2 separate regions of the Homo sapiens genome follow, and region 1 is linked to region 2. The links are chromatin loops, found by intact Hi-C in ENCODE. Cell type or tissue: endothelial cell of umbilical vein. All regions are shown on one strand. Links, peaks and the distances in the headings refer to the core of each region. The heading gives the core; the rest is flanking DNA. Region 1 overlaps STRBP (spermatid perinuclear RNA binding protein). Region 2 overlaps STRBP (spermatid perinuclear RNA binding protein).

Region 1 (8,000 bases), core at 1-8,000, 79 kb after region 2:
ATCTTATGTGGTCCGAGCAGGAGGAAGAGAGAAGGGCGAGGAAGTGCCACATACTTTTAAACAACCAGATCTCTTGAGAACTCTGCCATGAGACAGCATTAAGGGGATGGTACTAAACCATTAGAAACTGCCCCTATGATCCAATCACCTCCCACCAGGCCCCACCTCCAACACTGGGGATTTCAATTTGACATGAGATTTGGGTGGGGACACAAACCATATCAATGGGGGATGAGGAAATTTGATCACATACCAAGGGTGATGGAGGGTGATTAAATATTGAGGGTGAGGGATTCTGGCTAAACCAATTTAGCAGGATTCTTGCTACAACATGGCTCTTAAGGACAAGGCCAAAGGATGGGGCCTTGATGAAAACATGGCTCAGAGGATCCTGTCTAGAGTTTGGTTAAGAGAATCTTTATCAGTTGCAGAGGTCTGAGAACTCCCTGCTTTTTTGACTTCTTAGCATATGCTAGTAAATACTGTTAGAATAACTGTTCATAAAAAATGATTTGATTTGAATTTTTTGGTTACACTGTGTTGGACACTTCCCTGAGATATAATCCACCAGTTATATAAAATATTTGTAAATGTATTGAAATATGTTGCTGTAATAATAATAAGTGAATCTGATATGTGAGAAAAGGGTGGAGAGAAGTATTAAATAATTTATATTAGCCTATTTTTATTGTCTATGTTGAGTCGAGAAAAGATGACTGTCCTTAGTTTTTATTGGAATAAACAAATCAAACTTATTTGTGATGTTTGGCTTTGACTTGCAGCCTGTGTTGGCTAGTGTTAATTCGGAATGATAGCTGTTCTTGGAGATGAGATTTCTCAGGGAGAGCATATTTACAGGACTCAGACAGTGGAGAAGGTGTTTTTAAAATAAAATATTAATAAGTATATAAACAAATGATGTTAATGTGCTTAGTGTAAAGTATTACCTGAGCACTTTTAGAACTTAAGATGTTAAAAAAGCGTTCTTGGCTTTACTCCCAAGCAAATACAAGACATTTTATTTATGATAAGAATGCCAAGTTCTCCATATGAATTGTGTGAATTAATTTCGAGTTCTCTTGGTACAGACTTCTATGTAGGTCGATTTTTTGGTTTAGGGTAACACTGTTTATATTGGCAAAATCCTTTATACAAGATGCAGTTGTTTATAAAGGCTGGCTTCTCATTTGTGTGGCCACCATAACCATTTTTTGGAGCACCTATTATGTACAGTTGTTACTATAAAGAAATATGATGTTGCTTTTAAATCTCAGCAACTTAAAACAGTTAAAAATGGAAACGAATGCAAGGGTCTTTAGGAATCTGTCCCTATATCCTCTGATGTAAACCTCTAATTAGTGACAAAGCTATATCAACCTCCTTTGAAAGAGGCTTACAAAAAGTGAACATATTCTCTTGTAAACATCTAAAAAGCAGTATAATCAGGAAGGTATTAAAAGGCACGTGTGTGGAGGTGTGTGAGCATGCCTGTGCACAATCATGCACACACATATACACATTCTTCTGAAAGCTTTATTTCAAAAAAGTAAGACAAATCCTGGGGATCGACTGAAAGTATAAGAAGTTTGAACGTTGGAGGTAGCCATAATCAGCCCTTGAGAGAGAGGGATGGAAATACAAGACTAAAATTGTTCCTGGCTTATTTAGTATAGAGAATAAACCTAGAGACTGAATCTTGTTTTTTTTTGTTTGTTTGTTTGTTTTGTTTGTTTGTTTTTTTGAGACAGAGTCTTGCTCTGTTGCCCAGGCTGGAGTGCAGTGGCGCAATCTCCGCTCACTGCAACCTCCGCCTCCCAGGTTCAAGCAATTCTCCAGCCTTAACATCCCAAGTAGCTGGAATTACAGGCATGCACCGCCACACCCAGCTAATTTTTGTATCTTTAGTAGAGACTGGTCTTACCATGTTGGCCAGGCTGGTCTCGAACTCCTGACCTCAAATGATCCACCCGCCTTGGCTTCCCAAAGTGCTGGGATTACAGGCATGAGCCACCGCGTCTGGCCGAGACTGAATCTTTTAAGTTTTGATTGTGGTCTATGTTGGAAGCAAAGTAGAAAGTTTTAGATGTTATTTTGTAATTGACAGGCAAGTTGGTTCAAAGATAAAAAATTTCTTGATTGCCTTTCTGGGCCAATTTCTCCTAATGGATTGAGTCATATAACTTAGAGGTCAACCAGTATAGTCTTCCTGTTTTGTAGATTGGAAAATTGAGGGCCAGAGGAGAAATACAGGATTAGACTCTCAGATTTTTTCCTTTCTAGACCAGGGTACTTTTTATAGTATGCTACTTCTGTCCTTATCCTATTGGTTTGAACCTAGCTATCCTGTTTGTTTTCTCTACCTCTCACCTCCAAATTAAATGAACTAGGAATAGCATCAGGTTTATATTTGTCATCCTGTATTTAAACTCAATTATCCTGAGGAGGTTTTCCCCATTTTTCCATGGTGCTACCCTGGTAGGTATACCATATTTAACCAAGGACTTACAGATTTAGTACCATCTTGCTCTTCCTGCAAGGTGTTTTATGGTTCAAACACTATGGATTTGAAACTTTTGTTCTCAATATTTTGTCTATTCTCTGGTTTCTCGTGTCTGAATAAAACTGCATTTTAATGTAATTTGTACAGGTATTGCAGGCAATGGGATATCCAACAGGCTTTGATGCAGATATTGAATGTATGAGTTCCGATGAAAAATCAGATAATGAAAGTAAAAATGAAACAGTGTCTTCAAACTCAAGCAATAATACTGGAAATTCTACAACTGAAACCTCCAGTACCTTAGAGGTATACTTATTTTTTTCTCAGAAAAAAAATAACATATATGTGCATTGTAGGAAATTTGAGAGATGTGGAAAAGTATAAATAAAATCAAAAGCATATGCAAACCTGTACATAAATTACAGAGACAGACATAATTATTATTTTGGTTTATTTCCATCCAGTTTTTTTCATGAATCTCTGTGAAGGCAGTCATCTTTTCATGCAGTTTTACATCTTGATTTTTTTCACTTTAAAAATATCTGTAAACTGCACAACACTTGAATATACCCTAATTTAACTAGTGTTTCCTGGTTGCTGGCCATGGAAGCTGCTTCCAATATTTCAGAATATACCAAGAGTATCAGCAGTAACTGATGGGCAGAAAACTACAAGATGTAGAGGAGGAAATTGGGATTATTTGAAGTTTGTGCTAAGCTGCGGGGTACATTGGGTCATCATTTAGTTGGTCCAGCCCTGAAGGAAGGCATAGCCTGACACAGTATGTATCTCAGACCCTAATTAAGTCCCGACTGGAACTTATTGTCGCAGATAATAGAATGGGATGAAATCCAAGTACTGAGTATACACAGTACATTGGGGAGTTCATGGAACCCATGTTTACTGCATTCTATGTAAAGAACATTAGCTTTAAAGTAACAGCAAGAGCTTACATTAGAAAAAAGGCTTAGTTTGTCATTTGTATGAATAAGTAGTTATTAAGGACTTAATTAATAAACTAATTTTTTCAGTCCATAAATCCCTTTTAATACCTGCTTAGTGCCAGGTGTTTCAGAAATTGTGTGCAGAGCCTGGAGATGCTCCCAGGCTAAAAGGGCAAAAAGAGGTGTTTATGACAAATGGTAATATAATGCGATAAGCTCTGTGATGGCAAAATGAACATAATAATGTCAAATCTTGAAGGAGGAAGGGGTTGTGAGACTCTTAGACATAACTTACACAATCATGTAAAATCAAAGGGAGTCCACTGTGAGCAAGGCTTCAGATGATGAGCTTTGCCGTGTGGGGAAGAGAAAGCATTCTGGACTGAAGGACGAGGAGGTGTTATGACTTTGAGTTGTGAAAGTAAATGTTTAAGAAGTGCCAAGTGGGCCAGTGTGGACAGGATTGATGGGGCTGAAGCCTGAGAAAGCCACACTTGGCACTTTGTGTGATGCTGTGGAGGACAGATGATGTCATGGCTGGCTGCTCAGAGGGACCAGTCATTCACAGGTGGCAGTCACAGGTCAAGATGTTGTTTTGCTGACAATGTTACATATACTAAAAGAAAAAAGGGCTCATTAATTATGAGGTCCAGACCATTAAGTACAAAGGTAATTAGAAAGGGAGAGAGCAGTGTGGGCTGCACTAGTAGCAGCTACACTGACATAAAAAGTTTTGGTAGTGACTACATTTATACTTTGTTTCTGTATATTGTAGTAATGGTGGGAAGGAAGGAGAAAACAAAGCCCTTATTTATTTCTTCGTTTAAAATAATAGTACTTTATTAAAATTCAGATATTTTTATGTCTCGACTCATTTTTGTAGACATGATTTCAGGTTTGGAAAGCATAGAGTGATTACTATAGACCTAGTTTCAAAAATCACTCATTATCTTTTAAAGACAGTGACTAGAAATTTGCCTTGAAATTCAAAAAATGCAGATTATAAAAACTCATCAAGAAGAGATGTTTATTGATGTTACTGATGTTTTTAAACTTGTCCTTAAAAATTGTCCTTTGATGTTTCACGTCTGAAGCATCAACCACTTATCCAAACTGCACGGAATACTTTACTAAGAGAATCTTGATTTTCATTAGGTTTATATATGTAATACTTAATATTTTGGGCTGGGCATGGTGGTGCACACCTGTAATCCCAGCACTTTGGGAGGCTGAGGCAGGCGGATCACCTGAGGTCAGGAGTTTGAGTGCACCCTGGCCAACGTGGCGATACCCTGTCTCTACTAAAAATACAAAAATTAGCCGGGTGTGGTGGCAGGTGCCTGCAATTCCAGCTACTTGGGACGCTGAGGCAGGAATTACCTGAACCCAGGAGGTGGAGGTTGCAGTGAGCCGAGATTGCACCACTGCACTCCAGCCTGGGCCACAGAGCGAGACTCTGTCTCAAAACAACAACAACAACAAACAAAAAAAACAAAATTAACACTTTTGGACATTTATTTTGTGTGTTCAGCATTTCTTGTGTGGTGGAATTACAGACATGATCTCTGACCTCAAAAAGTGCCCTATCTTTTGGTTTCTCCTTTCTCAAAATTATAGTTGTATTTTGTGGGTTTATTTGTTAGTTTGCTTTTGATGCTAGCCTCTGTTTTCATTTGCACCTTCATGCTCTTGCATGAATTATTTCACTACTTCTATTCTTATCCTTCCTCAAATCAGTTATTTCCATAGCATGTATCTCCTCTTTAACATACGTTATTTTGCAGTGATGATATCTGTCCCTCCCACTACACTCTAGCTCCTTGAGGGCAGAGAGTGACTGCCTTTATTGTTATTTTAAAATTTCAGAATCCATAGTCTATAGCCAACTGTTTTTACCTTAGGTCCCCTTAAATCTGTTTAGAGTGACTGAGAGGTGTATGGGAACATTTACCCTCTAACATCCCAAATTGAGAGTTATTTCTTCCTAACCCTAAAGAAGAAAAATGATGAACCCTTAGGCATCACGTGAATCCAAACTGTTCTATTCTCGTTATTAGTAATTTAGAGTATTATTCTTAGATCACGAACACTACAGAGCAGAGCCTGGAGTGGCCCACAGTGGTGAGGTTGCATTGATTGGTCTTGAATACTGCTTCGAAGGAAGGCTGGCCAGATGACTGCAATGTTTACTGCTTGTAGAGTTTTTACAGCTTTAATGATATTTTGCCATTTGTGTAAAGAGGTGACTCATTCTAGCCCCTGAGTGCTTTGAAGTAGAATTTTTGAGCCTCCTTCTTAGCATAATTGTATTAATAAGAAATGTAATATTCTAAAATCTTACTTGATTGAACCTTCAGATTCCCTTTCTCTTATAGGTAAGAACTCAGGGCCCTATCCTCACAGCAAGTGGCAAAAACCCTGTAATGGAGCTCAATGAAAAAAGAAGAGGTCTCAAGTATGAACTCATCTCAGAGACTGGTGGAAGCCATGACAAGCGCTTTGTAATGGAGGTGTGTACCCAGACACAAGCCAGCCTTATCTTTCTTCTCAAAGACATAGGATATCCTGAACTTAATGTAAAGTTTTAGACTGAGTCAGTTCTTGTGGCACTATTTGATTTTTGGTGTTTTCTGTGTCATAATCTATTTAAATTAAAAGGACATAGAGGAATTGCATGGGATAATTGCAAGGTGTTATTCTTGATTGTAGGTAGAAGTAGATGGACAGAAATTCAGAGGCGCAGGTCCAAATAAGAAAGTGGCAAAGGCGAGTGCAGCTTTAGCTGCCTTGGAGAAACTGTTTTCTGGACCCAATGCGGCAAATAATAAGAAAAAGAAGATTATCCCTCAGGTATGAGTAAACATTAAACCTTTGCAGAACCTGTGAAAAATGTTAGAGGAATTAAATTTTCTTTCCTGTCCATGTGGCACTTTAGCTTTTTCTGAAGTTGTTTCCTTTTCTTGGACTTGGTGACCTTTGCTTTGGGTTAGGTCACGAATAATATAAATTTGATTAGTGGTTTCATGTTCTATGGACTTTCTAAACAAAATATATATGTACATGTATATTTATATTTATATGTATATATGAGGCTATTAGCATTATTTGGAGGGTTGAGGTCATTCTTGATGAAGTCAGGTTTTGAGGTGATTTGGACCTTAGTGAGGTCTAAGCAGTTTAGTTTGGGGAAGCTGCCAGGAGCACCTGGGGCTTTGCTTTCATCAGCCTGCGGGTGCTCTTCCAGTTCCTTTGCAGTTTCGTGCTTTTGCATTGTTTATTTTGGGTTTCCTTTGCCGACCGCATAAAATTTGGCGCTGTATTGTGTCTGTTCATTACTGACACTGGGAATGTCAGTGCTACTGAATGTCCAGGATCTTAGCAAGGTATTTAGAAAAGATGGCCCTCTAATTACATGCTTGTGGATATGAGATTCTTCCATCCATTCATTTATGCATTCAAAAAACATTTTCTAGTCATACATCATATGCCTGATAGTGAGGGAAAGAGTAAGTAAATATAAGACACATTGTGCCTCATAGAGAGTACTGGTATAATAACATAACATCTGAATATATTATATGATAGAAATTAAAAATGCTTAACGTAATAAAAAGAAGCTTAGATTGTTTAATTCTACATTAAACATTATATTTAGATTCCATTATGTATGCTATGTCCATTGTAGGAGGGTAGAATTGATCTTATTTTACAGGTAAGGAAACAAGGCCCAAAGAAATGGAAATACTTGCCTGTGGTAACACAGCTAATTGATGGTGGGGGTTCCTTCTAGAACCAGGTAGTTCTCCCAAAGGCCATGGACATTTTACTATTGCATATTGTATCCATCTCAAAATTTGTTTTGTATTCATTTAAATTTCTTGTATTTGCTATAATAAACACTGCTTAAATTCTAGGATCCAAAAGGTAGAGAAAACTTATTTTAATGAGATGAAAAAATTTTTAAAGCCTTTAAATTACGCATGTCGAAAACAAGTAGATTTTATTTTCTAAAATCTTCTGGTAAACATAGAACAAAGTATGTTCTAAATTAGTTGAAAGATGATTCTTGTTTTATGAGCTTGTTTTATGGTGTTTTTTCCCATATTACATCTTATGTTTGGTCAGTTAATTTTAGTTTAAAAAGCCCATGTGCAAATATTTATTAGGTAGTTAAGTTTGTTCTACTAGACATGAGCTAGATTTGTGTGGAATCATTCTGCTACTGCCAGATTGTTGCTTGCTGACTACTTTTGACTAAGTCATGTTAAAAAAAGAAAGATGTCTACATGAAGTTCACTCATTTTTAGAAATTTTCCATACTATAAGCTATAAAACTCATGTGTTCAATGTGCTTGACGGCCAAGAAGCAATCTATTTTGGATATGTGGGTTGGTTTATTTCAGAGAAAAACAAAAACGGCAGTCCCTGTGCATGACACAGTTAACCTTGAAACTGTCTCCTGCCCATTCATACTAGAGGTAGAGGTTCCTGCCCATTCATACTAGAGGTAGAGGTTATCCTGGAAAGAATAAAGGATGTTGCATTTTCAAAGTGAG
Region 2 (16,151 bases), core at 3,492-11,491:
TTCCTGAACTGCGAGAGAGTTAATGAAAGCTGTTTTGTTCTGTGAGTGAAGAATTGTGTTTTTGTTACAGGTGTGTCCAGCTGTTAGGAAATAGTTACAAAAAAGATTTGGGCCCATGATTGGAGACAAGATTAGACAAGGCATGAGTGGGTGTGAATTTGGTTAGCTTAATCTCTTAGTTTTTAGTTTCTTTATAAAATGGGGCTCCACCTTGTAAAGATTAGAGCTAATATATAAATATGAGTAGATGTTTTCTTTTTTATTCACTGTGTATTTTGTTTTGTGGCATTTGAATTTTGTGGAACTCGGAATTTTGAAACATGTTGTGAAGTGTAATTCTGCCAGTGTAAATCCATGTGGAATTTTTCTAACTATAGCATCTCTGGAGCACCTTGCGTACTCTTCTTTGCTTCTACTTTGTTGCTCTACTCTAGCACCTTTGGTTCTGCCTGTGTCAGAAGTAAAAAATAAACCATTAATAAAGTGGCTTCTTGCCTCTGAGAGCTTATCCCGCAAAGAAATGTTGAACTGTTCCCTGTAATTTCTGTTAATTATAAAGCACATATATGAATATAAATAAATACTAAGAATCAAGATTTTTAGTGGAAGAGGAAAAAAATCCAAGAGGTTCATAAAAAAAAATTGTAACGTTGAATTGGAATTATCTATATGAACTCATGCTTTTGTGTTTCTTTTTTCCAATTTTGCTTCACATTTAATAATAATGTTTTGAGCTCATAATGTCTAGATATTACCTGATTGTTGAACATTAGTATGAAGAGATCTCCCTGAAACAGTGGTACTATATTATTATTTTAAAAACTAATGTATTTCTTTAACTGGAGAGTTTTAGATTGACATAAAAATTGAGCATGTAATACAAAAAGTTTTCATATCATTCTATCCCCTCACTCCCACCTCATAATTCCACCTATTTTTAACATCTTACATTACTGTTGGCACGTTTGCTAAAATTAATGAGCAAATATTGATATGTTATTATTTAAAGTATAATTTGCATAATGTTCATTCTGTTATACAGTTCTGTGAATTTTGAAATATTTATAATGTTATGGTTACCATTATGGTCTCATAAAGAATACTTTCATGCTTTAAAAATCCCGTTTCCACTTATTAACCTCTGTCCTCTTTCTCCAGAAATCTTGGCAACTATTGATATTTTTATTGTCTTTAGTTCTGCCCTTTCTGGAATGTCATATAGTTGGAATAATATATTACATAGCTTTTTTTAGATGAGCTCATTTTTATCTATCTATCTATCTATCTATCTATCTATCTATCTATCTATCTATCATCTATCTATCTGAGCTTCCTTCATGTCTTTTTTATGCTTTGATGGTGAACTCCATTAAATCACTGAATAATATTGCTATCATTTGCCTTTTTTTTTTGGTATTCACCTCGAAAGACATCTTTTTTGCTTCCAGTTCTGATGATTATAAATAAAGCTGTCATAAACGTTCCTGTGCAGGTCAACTGGGTAAATACTTAAGCACAATTTTTGGATCATATTGTAAAAGTAGATTGTGATTCCTAAAATTTGGTAGATTTCATAAGAGAAACTATCTGGGTTTGGTGCCTTCTCCTTTTGGAATATTCTTAATGTTAATTCAACTTCTTTAAGAGGCATAGGCTTATTCTGATGATCTGTGTTTCTACTGTGACCTTCGGAAGAGTATGCCTTTCCAAGGAATTGATACATTTTACTGAGGTTATCGATCAGTGGCCGTAGAATTGTTCATAGTACTCCTTGATTATCTTTTTAATTCCCAACAGTTTAGTATAGGTGGCTCCTCTTTTATTTCTGATATTAGTAATTTGTTGAACTCATGGTTTTAAAAATATTTACTTGCTCTATTGACTGAAAGGGCCTAAAAGCAATGGCAGCCAGCAGAGATGAGCATATCTAGTGCCCATATATTGTTTTTTTAATACCATTTGCCACTAAAAGGAACCTCGGAGAAGTGGCTGATTCCAGGTGTGGGACCAGAAGAGTGCTGTCTAAGTCTGGAACATCTTGTGTCAAAAAGCAAGGGAGCTGTGAAAGGCTCGGGGCACATGTCTGAAGAACACAGGAACTCACTTGTAAAGGCTACCACAGGCCAAATTTGAGACAACTTGAACATTACAAAATGGTAATAGACATTGAGTGGAAAAAAAAAAAAGAAAACACTGCCATGATTTCATAGTGAGAAAGAGAAGGAAAGAGCGAGGAGAGGGGTAGGAAGGGAGGTGAAGAGAAAGAGAGAAAAGCGAAATCTTCTTTGCAGAAGATTGCCAGGTGATAAATGTAAAAGGAATTATATAATGAGAAAATCACCTTTTTGTATACCCCACATAATAATCTGGTTCAGGTAAGGACGATCACTGGATGCCATAACTATTAGGTGAAAGACTGTTGGGAGAAGAAAATATTTACACAGTCTCAAAGTATCACTTTACAGGTTACTTTCTACTTAATAAAGGGAAAATAATTTTACAATATAGAGATCTGTCATTCACCACCTTAATGAAGTGACTAAAACTTAAGATCAAGGAGCTGGTATCAAGTACCCCCTGACTTGATGCAGTAAGAGCTATGCACCATCACCTTTGTTTAAATCATTGCCGGAAATGAAGAAACAATCAGAGAAATCAGAATGTGGAGCGTTCTTTAAAACCCTTGGTCTGGATTCTTAAAAAAGACGCTGAAGTATTTATTTAGGGGTGAAGTCAAGATGTCTGCAACTTACTTTCAAATGGTTTCACAAAACACAGAGATACAGCAAATGTAGCAAAACGTTAACTATTGATGAACCTAAATGAAGAGTACACAAGTGTTAATTTTAATAGTCTTTTAATTTTCCTGTTTTCAAAGTGTAGATTTTTAACAGTTAATTGATAATAAAATATGACTCTGAAGGGTCTTAAGAGATCTTCTAATCCAACCCCTTGTTTTTACAAATGAGGAAAGTGCGACCCAGGGAGACTTGTCTGAGGACACATCAGCTGGTTACTGATAGAGCGTGAAGAGCATGCCTATTCTGTCTTTTGCCACCACCCGTGGAGGATGTGAGTGGCAAGATGTGGGAGGAATGGCAAAGGGACAGAGAGAGGGTCTTTGGGAGGAAGGGCTCTCCGGAGTCATGGTAGGAAAGGGGCACCCCTTAGTAGGAGCATGTTGTGGGTCACAGCCACAGCCAAGATGAAGGAGATTATGACCTGAAACACAGGCAGGCCCGAGAGACCCAACGCTTCACCCAGCTTAGCTCCTCCTTTTCTCTTTTTAAAAATTCTTTGTTGTTTTCTTTCTCTAATTATTCTTTCCACTACCTTAAAAAAAATCTCTATAAACAAAAAACAAACGTCTCTATTTTATTGTCAGTTGGTCATTTTGCTTTTTCCACCAAGAATTAACGTGATGTCATGGAAATAATATAAATTTTGGAGCTAGATAGACCTGATTTCAAATTCCAATCCTGCGTACTAGCTCTGCAACTTGGAAGTCACTTAACCCTGCTAAGTCTTGGTTTCTTCATTTTTGACAAGTTATTTCTTCCTACTTTGAAAGGAAGTGGCATTGTACTGGGGCATTTTAAAAAATAAATCATGTTTTCTCCTCAGTTATTTGGAGGTTAGTTATACAGTCCTGTTAGTGGGTTTCTTAAAAAAATACAGTGATACATTGTTGACTTGTTGGAGTCTATTGTTAATTGGTAACTGGTAGTACTGACAATGTCTGCATCTTAGAATACTTTAACTTCCTTTACCCTGTTCTCCACCTACATGCCATTTTAGTTGTTTACATTATTGTATACATTTAAGCCCACAAGTTTAGTCATTCACCGCACAATGAAGTTTCAATGACAGACTGCTTGTACAATGTACAGTGGTCCCATGAGATTATATCATATTTTTACTGTACTTTTTCTGTGTGTGGATACATTTAGATTGTGTTACAGTTGCCTACAACCGTATTTGGTAGAATAACTTGCTGTACAGGTTTGTAGCCTAGAAGCAATAGGCTATAATAACCTAGGTGTATAGAAGGCCATAACATCTAGGTTTGTGTAAGTACACTTTATGATGTCACACAATGATGAAATTGCCTAGTGACACATTTCTTAGGTTGTATCACTTTTGTTAAGAAATGCATCACTGTATTAAATAATATTTGTCATTTTAAAAATAATGTTATAACTGTTCATATTCACTTAGATTTACCCATATGCTTACCTCTTTATTTGCTCTTTTTCCATCTGAATCTCTAATTTTTTATCTGTAATAATTTTCTTTCTGCCTGAAGAATACCCTTTAGAATTTCTTTTAATACAGGTTTACCTGTGGCATACTCTGTTTTTGTTTATCAGAAAGTTCATTTGTTTGCATTCATTCCTGAAGGCTGTGTATTTACTAGATATAGAATTGTGTATTGGCAGTTATTTTCTTTAAGCACGGGGAAGCTCCCATTCTGGATCCATTGTTAATATTGAGAGCTGGCAGTGTGTCCCTCCTTTGAAGGTAATTGTCTTTTTTCTCTCATTTAAATTTTGTAGCAACTCTGTGAAATACAGGTTTTATTGTTGTTAGTACAGATGAGAATAAAAACTCTGGATAACTTGTCCCTTTCACACAGCTAGAAAATAGTGGATTTAAATCCAAGTCTGTGAGACATCAAAGCCTATACTTTCCCCACTTTGCCTTACTGCGTCTCGCTAAATAAAAGTACACGTTCATCAATTTAACAGTATTTATTGAGCTTCTCTTATATGTATAACTTTGCTATGAACTGAGGTGGATACTGGATTTTGGGACATAATTCTGGCCTTCAATTTATAGTTTGGAGAAAAGCATGTTGAAAACATTCAATTTGTAATATGAGGCAGTATGTGATTAATAGCTAAAATGGTGATAGCCTGTGGTAATTACTAAAAGAGTTTAATGCAAAGAGAATTTTACAATTGGCTGGATATGTCAGAGAATATCCTGTGAAGGAGGTGTGACTTGGTCTGAACCCCAGGCAGAGTTTGTGGGGGGTTGAAATCGTAGAGACTCTTTGGGTCGGGGGAAGTTACGTGAATAAAGGCATGGGGACTGAATGATGGATTTGGGGAATGGCAGCAAGGTTGATTTGGTTCTAGCTGAAGATTATAAATATTGTTGAAGATAAGGTTGTATGTGAGGTGGTGTGTCATTATGGAGATTGCAAACTCCTGTTCTCTGTCTTTTAGGGCATAGGGAGCCCTTGTAGAATGGTTTAGGGACGGGGTGATACAGTGATTATTTACAGGGCAAGAGCTTGGCTTGATTTTATCTTCCAACCTAAATCTCAATTATGACTTTGTCACTTCCTCATTTATATTGTGGGTTAGTTAAATTTTTCAGGCCTCTATTTCCTCATCCGTGAATTGGAAATAATAGTACTTCTTTTATAGGGTTGTTGCAAGGATAAATGAAATGATATATGCAGTGTACTTAGAACAGTAAGCGCTATGTAAATGTGAGGCATCATTTTATTATTATTGTTAGTGTTATTAAATTAGATTATGTATGTTAGTATTCACCCTGATGCCTGGCACATGGTTAATCATAATTCCAGTCACTAATAGAATATATATGGGATAATTAACCAAATTATATTTTCCCACCCCTGCACCTTATATAGGAAATTTATGTCCTTTAAAAGTCATATTTAGGCCGGGCGCGGTGGCTCACGCCTGTAATCCCAGCACTTTGGGAGGCCGAGGCGGGTGGATCATGAGGTCAGGAGATCGAGACCATCCTGGCTAACAAGGTGAAACCCCGTCTCTACTAAAAATACAAAAAATTAGCCGGGCGCGGTGGCGGGCGCCTGTAGTCCCAGCTACTCGGGAGGCTGAGGCAGGAGAATGGCGTGAACCCGGGAGGCGGAGCTTGCAGTGAGCCGAGATTGCGCCACTGCAGTCCGCAGTCCGGCCTGGGCGACAGAGCGAGACTCCGTCTCAAAAAAAAAAAAAAAAAAAAAAAAAGTCATATTTAATGTATAAATAAGCTGTATAATTCATTTAGGTTATTTCCTCATTGCATTGTTTTTGATTACATGTTACATATCATTCCCAGTCCACTCCTCAGCTAACTCATTATAGTTATAAAAATAATGGTGAAGAACAGTGAAGAAAACATTCTATGCTAAGAATGTGTAGTAAGAAGAGAGAGAAGGAGGTAATATTAGTTAAATCTGTGATAAGACAGTATATCATAGACAGAAGCTGTGAAGATGCCATAGGAAAGATGTAGGAATTGTGCTGGGTCCTGAATTTAGAAACATTATCTATGGGCATTGTTTAATTTGATTTCTTTAGGAATTGTTTGTAGTGTGAGGATGCTAACTAAGCTTCCACCGTAACTATAAAGAATAAAAAACTGCCTTGTCTGTTAAAATTTTATTTGAAGAGAAATTGTATAAAGCCATTGAAATATCTGGACTGACAAGCTAGAAATGCATTTAAGTGAAGGCTCATTAATCTTTAAGAAGTTGAAAAGCAAACGTATGTGGCAGAGAAGCCAGTGTGGATTTGCAATACTGAATGCCAGCATCTTCAAATATTGTCAGTAAAGGACAGTGGGAAATAAGAATGGACACCACTTATATGTTTAAGTTTAAAATAGTTCAGCATTATATCAAATGCCTTTATTGAAAATAACCTAACTAGTAGCTAATTATAGTTTTAAGGGAGGTTTAACTTTATCTGGTGACTGTTTGCATTGATTAGAATGATTTCACAAGAGAATATGCCTTTAAGTGGACATGCTTTTAATTTCGGAGGAAGTAAACACATGGTGCTGTTCTTAGGTTGTATTTCAGATCTTCTGTGGTCTAATTGGCAATGATTTTTACCTTGTTTTCACTGACAACTTAGAAAAGACATTCTTTAAATACTGTCTCATTATTTTTCCCATTTCTTTTTCACATTCTTTGTGTTTCTTATAAATTGGCAAGGGAGTATCTTTGCATATGGTTTGTTATTCTTGGAATAAGATGCTTTTTTTTCTTTCTGGTCTTGTTTTCCTAACCTTTAACCATCCTGTTAACAGATGGTTAGATTATCCTTCTACTCTATCATTTTGAGTAACTTTGTTTTGAAAAAGCCCAACTTCTAACAGTGACTTAAATTTTTACAAGATAGTATCAGTAACTCATTCATTATGGCAGCTTTGATTCTTGAGGTTCCTTTTATCTTTCGGGTTGAGTTTGTATTTATATGTAATACTAAATGGGAAGCCTGACTTTAAGTTATTGGGTGATTATTTCTTCCTGACATCGGAACTCAATTTTTAGTTGATTCATAGCACCTTGAGAAGCAGATAAGGCAGGTATCTTTTACTTGAGGGCACTTAAAATTGTAGAGAACCATAGGTTTTGGCACCTAACAGACTTGGATTTAAATTGTAGATTTTCCCTTGTGTACCTTTGGACAAGTGACTTAACTGAGTTTCAGTTTGTAAACCTTAAAATAGAGACTGATTGTATCACATTTACCTTGTAGAGTTGATGTGAATATTAACTGAGGTAATTAATGCAAAGTGTCCTGTACACTCTATGGAACATGGGAGATAAAAAATGAAGGCTCACTTGCCAAGGTAATCAGTTTTACAAGATGGGACATGTAATTGTACATGATATCGTAGCAGTGTTTGCTATTTATATGGGTAGTTCCCTTTATCTGAGAATAAAGCATCTTTAGAATGAATCGTGGTCAGGACCTCAGTTCAAGTACACTCTGATAAGCTTGGATTTGCTTCTCAGTGACTAAAGGGTAGTAAGCACAGCAGCTGTGGTCACGACATATATTTGCATGGAGCATGATAGACATTTCTATGGCAAGACTGTCTGTTGTAAATTATGAGCCTAGCTGTGCTCCAACTATAAAGAATGATGAGGAGTTGCACGTATTCCCACCCTGAAGTACCAGGAATTATAATTGAGTCATCAATCATTTATTCATTTGATTATTCGCTTGACAACTATTTGAGAGCTTACTATCTAGGCATTGTGATATATACTAGGGGTATACAGCCAAGAGCAAAACACAGTATCTGCCTTCTAGGAACATGTAGTTACAGAGCTGGTAAGTGGTAAAACATAGGGCAAAACTAGTGCAGTGTGAGATATGGGAGGTCTTCTTCATTCAGTCCATGCCAGGCAAAGGATTAGGAAGGGGGTAGCGGTACAGGTCAAGATGAGAGGACGCTTCCTGTGGGAGAAGGCACTGTCTTAAGTTGAATGCAGAATAAGGGTGGAGGGTTTAAGATGTTAAGGATGGTATTTTGAAAAATTTCATTCCAAGGGTTAAACATCTTATTTCTGTGAGTAGGTTACAGAGTAAGCATGGTTGAGTCTAATTTTCAGCAGAGGAGTGGGAAATGAGATGTCCGAAATCTTTCTTTCACTGTTATCAGACATTAGGAGTAGACCTAACTTTGTGCTTTGGAAATATAAGAATCCAGAATCGAACTTGGAAGCTGAGGGCCTTCTTGTTCGTAGAATTTTAGAATGTTACCAACACTGTATTTATTGAATTTATTTATTTTATTTTTTTGAGATGGAGTTTCGCTCTTGTCTCCCAGGCTGGAGTGCAATGGCACGATCTCAGCTCACTGCAACTCCGCCTCCTGGGTTCAAACGATTCTCCTGCCTCTGCCTCCCCTGTATCTAGGATTATAGGCACGCATCACCACACCCGGCTAATTTTTATATTTTTAGTAGAGACAGGGTTTCACCATGTTGGCCAGGCTGGTCTCAAACTCCTGACCTCAGGTAATTTGGCCTCCCAAATTTTTGGGATTACAGGCATGAGCCACCATGCCTGGCCTTATTGAATTTTTATAATTTGTATACAATAAATATTTGTTAACTGAATAGTAAATGAGATTGGCATGGCTCTGGTTCTTACCCTAACCCCAGCTTTAAGAATTAAGATCAGAGTGGCTGTAATGATTGGGTGAGCTATGTAAGTAATGGGCTTCAGGCTGGGCACAGTGGCTCATGCCTATAATCCCAGAGCTTTGGGAGGCTGAGGCTGGAGAATCGCTTGAGCCCAGGAGTTGGAAACCAGCCTGGGCAACATAGCAAGAACGTGTCTCTACAATAAAACAGTTAGCCAGTGGTGCATGCCTGTAGTCTTAGCTACTTGGGAGGCTGAGGTGGGAGGATCGCTTGAGCCCAGGAGTTCGAGGTCGCAGTGAGCTATAATTGTGCCACTGCACTCCAACCTGGGTGACAGAGTAAGAGCCCATCTCTTTAAGAAAAAAAAAAAGAAAGAAATTGGGCTTTGGCATCAGGCACCTCCACTGACTTAGTTACATGCTTGCCTAAGACCATAACCCAGGAACAGTGGACTCACTATCCATACCAAGTGATTATTAACAAGAGGAGCAAAAATGTGGACACCAGAAACTATAATGCGAAGCAATCTATATGCCCAGAGACTAAAGTAAAATTTTGTTTTAAAAAATCAGCCAGGATTTTGTACATATATATACACCCACACACATATAAACACGTGCATAAATGTCAAGATTCATAATACTGAGATTTTCATATTTGTTCATTCATATCTGTATGAATATAGTATAGGTAGGTACAGTTGTCTGAGAGGAAATAAAACTTGTTTTGAGAACAAAGAGGAGGGAGAATTAATGTTACACTTGGGATGGGATGAGGGAAGGCTTTCTGGAGAGGTAGCATTTGACCTGACTCTTTCAAGAGAGGGATGGTCTGTTTTGCAGAACCTTTATTAGCATAATGAGTCATGAGGAGTCCCAGCTCTGTAGACAGGTGGTCTGATTCTTTCTTTTATTTTCTTAATTTTTAATAAAAAATTTTTATTTCCATAGGTTTTTGGGGAACAGGTGGTATTTGGATATATGAGTAAATTCTTTACCTGTGATTTGTGAGATTTTGGTGCACCCATCACCCAAGCAGTGTACACTGAACCTGATTTATAGTCTTTTATCCCTCACCACCCATCATTCTTATGCCTTTGCATCCCCATAGCTTAGCTCCCTCTTATTAGTGAGAACATACGATGTTTGGTTTTCCATTCCTGAGTTACTTCACTTAGAATAATGGTCTCCAGTACCATCCAGGTTGTTGAGAATGTCATTCATTCCTTTTTGGGGCTGAGTACTGTTCCATTTTGTGTGTGTGTGTGTGTGTGTGTGTGTGTGTGTGTGTGTATACATATATATATATATACACCACACTTTATCCACTCATTGATTGATGGGCATTTGGGCTGGTACACATTTTTGCAATTTTGTGAATTGTGCTGCTGTAAACATGCATGTACAAGTATCTTTTTCATATAATGACTTCTTTTCCTCTGGGTTGATACCCAGTAGTACGATTGTTGGATCAAACGGTAGTTCTACTTTTAGTGATTCTTTTTTTTTTTTTTTTTGAGATGGAGTCTCGCTTTGTCACGCTGGCTGGAGTACAGTGGCGCAATCTCGGCTCACTGCAATCTCCGCCTCCCAGGTTCAAGCAATTCTGCCTCGGCTTCCTGAGTAGCTGGGACTACAGGTGCGCACCACCATGCCTGGCTAATTTTTGTATTTTTAGTAGCGTCGGGGTTTCACCATGTTGGCCAGGCTGGTCTCGAACTCCTGACCTCAGGTGATCCACCCGCCTTGGCTCCTAAAGTGCTGGAATTACAGGTATGAGCCACTGTGACTGGCCGCAGGTGGTCTGATTCTAGTCCTGGCTCTGTCGCAGACTAGCTGCTTGATCTCAGGTAAGTCACTTCATTCCTCTAAACTATTGTTTCCTCTGTCCAGTTGGTATAATCATATTCTCCACAGATGGTTTTTGAGGATTAAATGAAGTAATTCATGTAAAAGATGTAGCTGAGTATTTGGGCATTATTACTGTTAGGGTTTTGTGGGTAGGCTTTTTGAAGCTGAATTTAGTCGATTCTGTTCTCCTGCCTTAATAAAGTTATCAAGTTTCGAAAAACGAACCTGGTGGCTGTACTTTTCCATTTATCAGTTACACATTCTGAATAACTGAGATTTTGTCAGGATTCTTCTTGAATTGGAGAATTTGTTGCATACTGAGAAAACACCAGTCACAAGTTCATGGCGTTATATTGCTGTCCCTTGAGTTTCAGTACGCTGATTAGGTTGGAAGGGTAATCTTCCCTGCTTATATAAGACTGTGCTTTTCAAACTACTACCATGACTGTTAGTAAATGAACCTTCATTGCGGCCTTGGGAGCACATAGGTGGGTGATGATTATTTTTCAGGAAACAGAATTTACAGAGCCAGGGAAAAGCCTTTATGGCTGAGTGGCCATTTCAACACTATAGCCCTGGTCTCCTGACATAGTTCTATTTTTTTATTTAATTTTCTTTGAAGTCTAGTCATCAGACCTGAATTTGCACTTAATCTCTGCCATTTACTAGTTGCATGATCTTGTGAGAGTTTTAAAATTTATGAGTCTGGCCCTTTTATCTGTGAAATACTGAGATTTTGAACCACACAGGAATGTCTGTGATGCAGAATTTACTTTGCTTAATTTTTAATAAGAATTGCTTTGTATAACGCTGTATGGGAATGCGTATTTGTGTATTTAAGACTCAAATTTATTCACTTATTGGTGTCTTGCCTGGTAGGAAATGTCTCTATTTCTAGATTGTCTTCAATGTTCTTATCCTGCTTATCTGTGGATAATATTCTTGATAGTCATGTGAAGGATCTATCTTGGGAAAGCCAAGGACATCTGGGAATGTTTGACAGGTGAATAACAACTAAATAACTGAATCGACTTCTCACATCATTGCTGGCGTTGCTTGTTCTTTCCTCCTTTTCTGTCTCTTTTTTGGCTAGGGAGGGGCGTTGGGGGTGTCAGTATTATCCAAATAGTTGGATAGTTTAAAACCTTGCAGCTAATAAATATACGAATTTTAGTAGTTTGAAGTTTGTTTTCCACTGGAAATTCAGGCAAGAGATCCATTTTACATATGAAAATCATTCGACAAATGCTTATCAATTATTAATATATACTGTTTTCCTCATGAACCCGTGTCAGAGGTAGGTGAATATAAAGTTCTGTGAGTACCGTATTGGAAATGACAAAATGCGGTAATTGAAACTCACTAGAACAAATTCTTTTTATAGTCTTACCTTCCCCTGAAGTGTTAAATGTATACACGTGCATTTATTTATTAAGTGGCTGAGTTGTTAGGAAAATCCTAATGTTGAGTTTTCTAATAACTGAAAAAAATCCGTATTAAGGAAGAAGTTTTGCATTTTACTTTTCTTATTCAGAGCAAAAGGTTGGGAAAAATACTAAGGTTGACTTGAAAGTGTCATTCAGGAGTAAGAAGGTTCTTTTTGAGTTAGTGTCTATATTTTAGGGGTTAGGTGAGAAGTCATCTTGTAAAAAGCAAGATTATTTTCTATAGATTATGGAAGTTTTTGTTCTCTTTCTAGTATGTAGCAAACTGAGTACTTACTCAGTTGCAGTTTTATTAATACTGTTATATTGGATATACCATGAGTCAAATTATAGTCTGTGAATTATACTCATATGTGATAAGTTAGGAGGACACTATATTAGCAATTCAATATTTTAAAGTTATCCATATTAGGAAAATAGTATAACAACTCTTTATAGTTGAACCGATTTGGCCTAAATTTAAAAAATTATACTTCAGTCAGGAAGACCAAAACTTAATTTAGTAAAAATTTAATATAGGCTGAGAAGCTTTTTAAAGAATTGGTTATAATGTGCACAGAATTAGATAATGGATTAGTCATAGTCCTTGTTTATGACATAGTTTCATTGGCCTGCAATAAGCACTTGTTTATCCACCATTGGGGAAAAAAAAGGTAGGTACTTATTATAATAACCTATATGTGACTTCCAGGTTTCCCCAACCATCCTATCCCCATGGCTTCCTCGACAGAATTCAAACCTGAATTTTGTATTCACCCTCTTTCTGTTTTTATTTGTCTTTATCACATCTTTATGGATTCTTAGAAGGAATACTTTTTTATTTTGGTTTATTTTTTATAAAAAGGTTATTCTATGATGTAATCATTTGGAACTTATTGTTTTTACTTAATGTAATGCTAAAATTTATTCATAATGTTGCATGTCATTGTAGTTCATTCACTTTGTCGAATAATCTATTATCTTAATGTACATAGTTTAATTCATTTACCTGTGAATGGACGTTTTGCATGTTTTCCAGGTTTTTGCTGTTGTGAACAGTCTTGCTATGAACATTCTAATATGTGTCTGTTGTTTGTACATGTGTGAGTTTCTCTTAGTGTATACCTAGGAGTAAAATCCCTGCATAATAGGTTATGGGACTTCAATTTGTGGAAGACTGAACATTTTTTCCTACCATCAATACATAAAAAGCCATTGTGGGTCCACATTTTTTCCAGTTCTTGGTATTTTTAGATTTCTGGTGTTTTTGGAGCTTGAATAGATGTAAAATGGTATTTCATTTTTATTGCATTTGGTTGATCTTTTTTTTTTTTTGAAACGGATTCTTGCTCTGTTGCCCAGGCTAGAGTGCAGTGGCACGATCTTGGCTCACTGCAGCCTCCGTCTCCCAGGTTCAAGCGATTCTCATACCTCAGCCTACTGAGTAGCTGGGATTACAGGCGACTGCCACCGCACCCAGCTAATTTTTGTGTATTTTTAGTAGAGACGGGGTTTCACCATCTTGGTCAGGCTGGTCTTGAACTCCTGACCTCGTGATCCACCTCAGCCTCCCAAAGTGCTGGGATTACAGGCGTGAGCCACTGCGCCCGGCCTGCTTGATCATTTTTTATAATAATGTTTCTTCTATTTTTATTGGTTTTGTGTTTTACCTTCTGTGAAATGCTTGTTCTTGCCTTTTTTTTCTGTTTTTTTCTTATCCTACTCCTGGATTTTTTTTTTCTTTTCTTTTGGAATATAAAAAGACTTCTTTTTGTATTCTTGATGTTTATCTTTTGTTGGGTGTATGTATTCCAAAAATCTTGTTTGTAACTTGTCTTTTTACCATCTTTAGGGTGTTTTTTGATGACCAAAAGTTCTTGATTTTAATACTCAGATTTATTTTATGGTTATACTTTTGTGTCTTTAAGAAATAATTGACTTTTGTTTTTCTCATTTTCGATGCCCATATCTGTTAACTCTATAGTTGACACTTATTTAAAGGCTTGAGATTGCAGTGGTAGAATAGATGAAGAAGATAGTTTAAGAAAATGAAAGAACAGGAAGCATTTTCGAATATACCAATATATATAACTACAAATTGCTCATTCCCAACCACTGAATAGAAAATAAGCCTCTCTTAAAAGCTAGATTCACATTTGTTTTTTGAATACAAGTATCTGAATAAGGTTCACTGGTCTGCTACCATGACTTTTCCCTAAATTCTCAGCAGCCTATATGTTTCTTGAATGATTTACCCTTTCTCTGAACCTTGTTTATATATATGAATAAATTTGTGTGTGTGTGTATGGCAACCATTGATGAGAAAATGAGTATGACCAGTGTAATTTATCGAGACAAACTTATTATTTATTTTGAAAATTATTTTTATTACTGAGCTTGAAAATATTTCATTCTGCTTATCAACATTGTATGGTAAATACCTGTATCTCCTGTCACTTCCATGTATGCACTCTGTTCTCTAGCAGATTTGAAATCTGGAAACCTCCCTCATCAGCACACATGTGCACACATACATGCATACATACACCCCATACTCTTTTAGAGCCATCCTCTTTACATGTTGTTTCTGCGTTGGGAAAGTGTACATGGTGAACTTCTTGTGGTTTACTAAGAAGAATATGATTGTAGGCATCACAAAAATAACATATTGTGTAGTACTTTATCAAATGCTTTTACATTTTTACATTTAATTCTTACCACAAATCTATGTGATTAGGTGGGCAGGTTATCATCCCACTTTAGAGTGTATTGTTAATACTGAAGCCTTGAAGACATAAAGTCAAGTGCTTTCCTGGTATTTGTAGATGCTTAGTAAGTATTTGTTGGTTAGATGGATGAATAAATGGCTAGTTATGCTCACCCTGATGTTCTTTCGATTATACCATAGCATCATATTTAACTGTGCCCCAGCTGAGGTCTTGATATATAGTAGAAACTAGAATGTTTATTGACTAAGACTTCTAAGTATTATGGGTAACTAGTTCTAGACTAGCCTTCTTGCCATAAACAATTATGAAACTTAACAGAATATATGTGGGAAGATTTTCAGGCTTTGGGCAACAGGCTGCACAGGATTGTGATCTTGACATTTATGAGGAGAGCTCAGTGATTACTCCTGTTCTCTGCCTGAGGACAGTTTGCTGAGCTGGAATGCAAGCAGAGCATGTCACCTAACCATGTTGAGGAGGCAGAGGTTGGAGTTTGGTACACTTGAGACAGCTAAAGTGTTCGGGGAAGGGAACCAGACAAGAAGAAGCTGTACAAGAGAGGTTCCCAAATGTTTGTTTGTGAGTCTCTTGTGAATTCTTGTCAGAGTGTTGGGCTGTCCATGATGGGGAAAGACTGGAGGGTTTATCAGGTGGCTGCCACAGGATTGGCAGTGGAACAAATACTAGAAGTATGTGGCTAGGGGATGTTAAAACTTTGTCCCAGCCACAATTGAGAGACCTCCCAGGCATCTGGATGAAATGCAAGAAAGACCATGTGGTAAAGCTGGGGTAAGCAATACTGTTAAATCATAGCCATACTTATTCATGTATATGTTGTTTATGGATGCTTTTATACTACAATGGCAAATGTCAGCAGTTGCCACAGAGACTGTGTGGCCCACCAGTCTACAATATTTACTATTTTGCCCCTCCCCTTAAGAAAAAGTTTGCTGACTCCTGCACTAGAGTAAGTCCTACTCTAGGACCCTCTTAACAACAAACTGTGCGCTAGCTAAGGTCTGTAAGCAAATCCTGATGAAATCTGCGGAGAAAGCAGAACTTGGAGGCTGAGTTCTGCCAGGTTACAGGACTTGGGAAACATCCTGGGCTTTCCATAGATCTGTCCTAACAAAAGTATTACTGGAGTTAAAATTAGAATGTTTTGGGGCAGTATTACCTTCTTTGGTGCTTTTTGTAACCTTCGTTATAGTGACAGTGACTT

Evidence for each region. Peaks named below come from ENCODE experiments on the same cell type or tissue, not always from the same donor. Only the 100,000 strongest peaks of a DNase experiment are listed, where the experiment ranks them.
Region 1: it touches region 2 in a loop (3-fold over the local background); 5 of 110 quality-filtered maps call a loop at or near these places.

Annotation. Positions count from the first base shown.
Region 1 is chr9:123,134,335-123,142,334 of GRCh38, reverse strand. It overlaps STRBP (spermatid perinuclear RNA binding protein), which reads left to right. Exons shown (of 19, transcript NM_018387.5): 14 at 2,648-2,806; 15 at 5,820-5,954; 16 at 6,154-6,294. Among named protein-coding and RNA genes, the nearest start is that of MIR600HG, 23 kb to the right of the region's middle. In endothelial cell of umbilical vein, for the core only: no CTCF peak of the experiment used is centred there; no DNase peak of the experiment used is centred there.
Region 2 is chr9:123,208,213-123,224,363 of GRCh38, reverse strand. The region is part of intron 2 of STRBP (spermatid perinuclear RNA binding protein); the gene reads left to right. Among named protein-coding and RNA genes, the nearest start is that of STRBP, 52 kb to the left of the region's middle. In endothelial cell of umbilical vein, for the core only: no CTCF peak of the experiment used is centred there; a DNase peak (open chromatin) is centred at 6,963.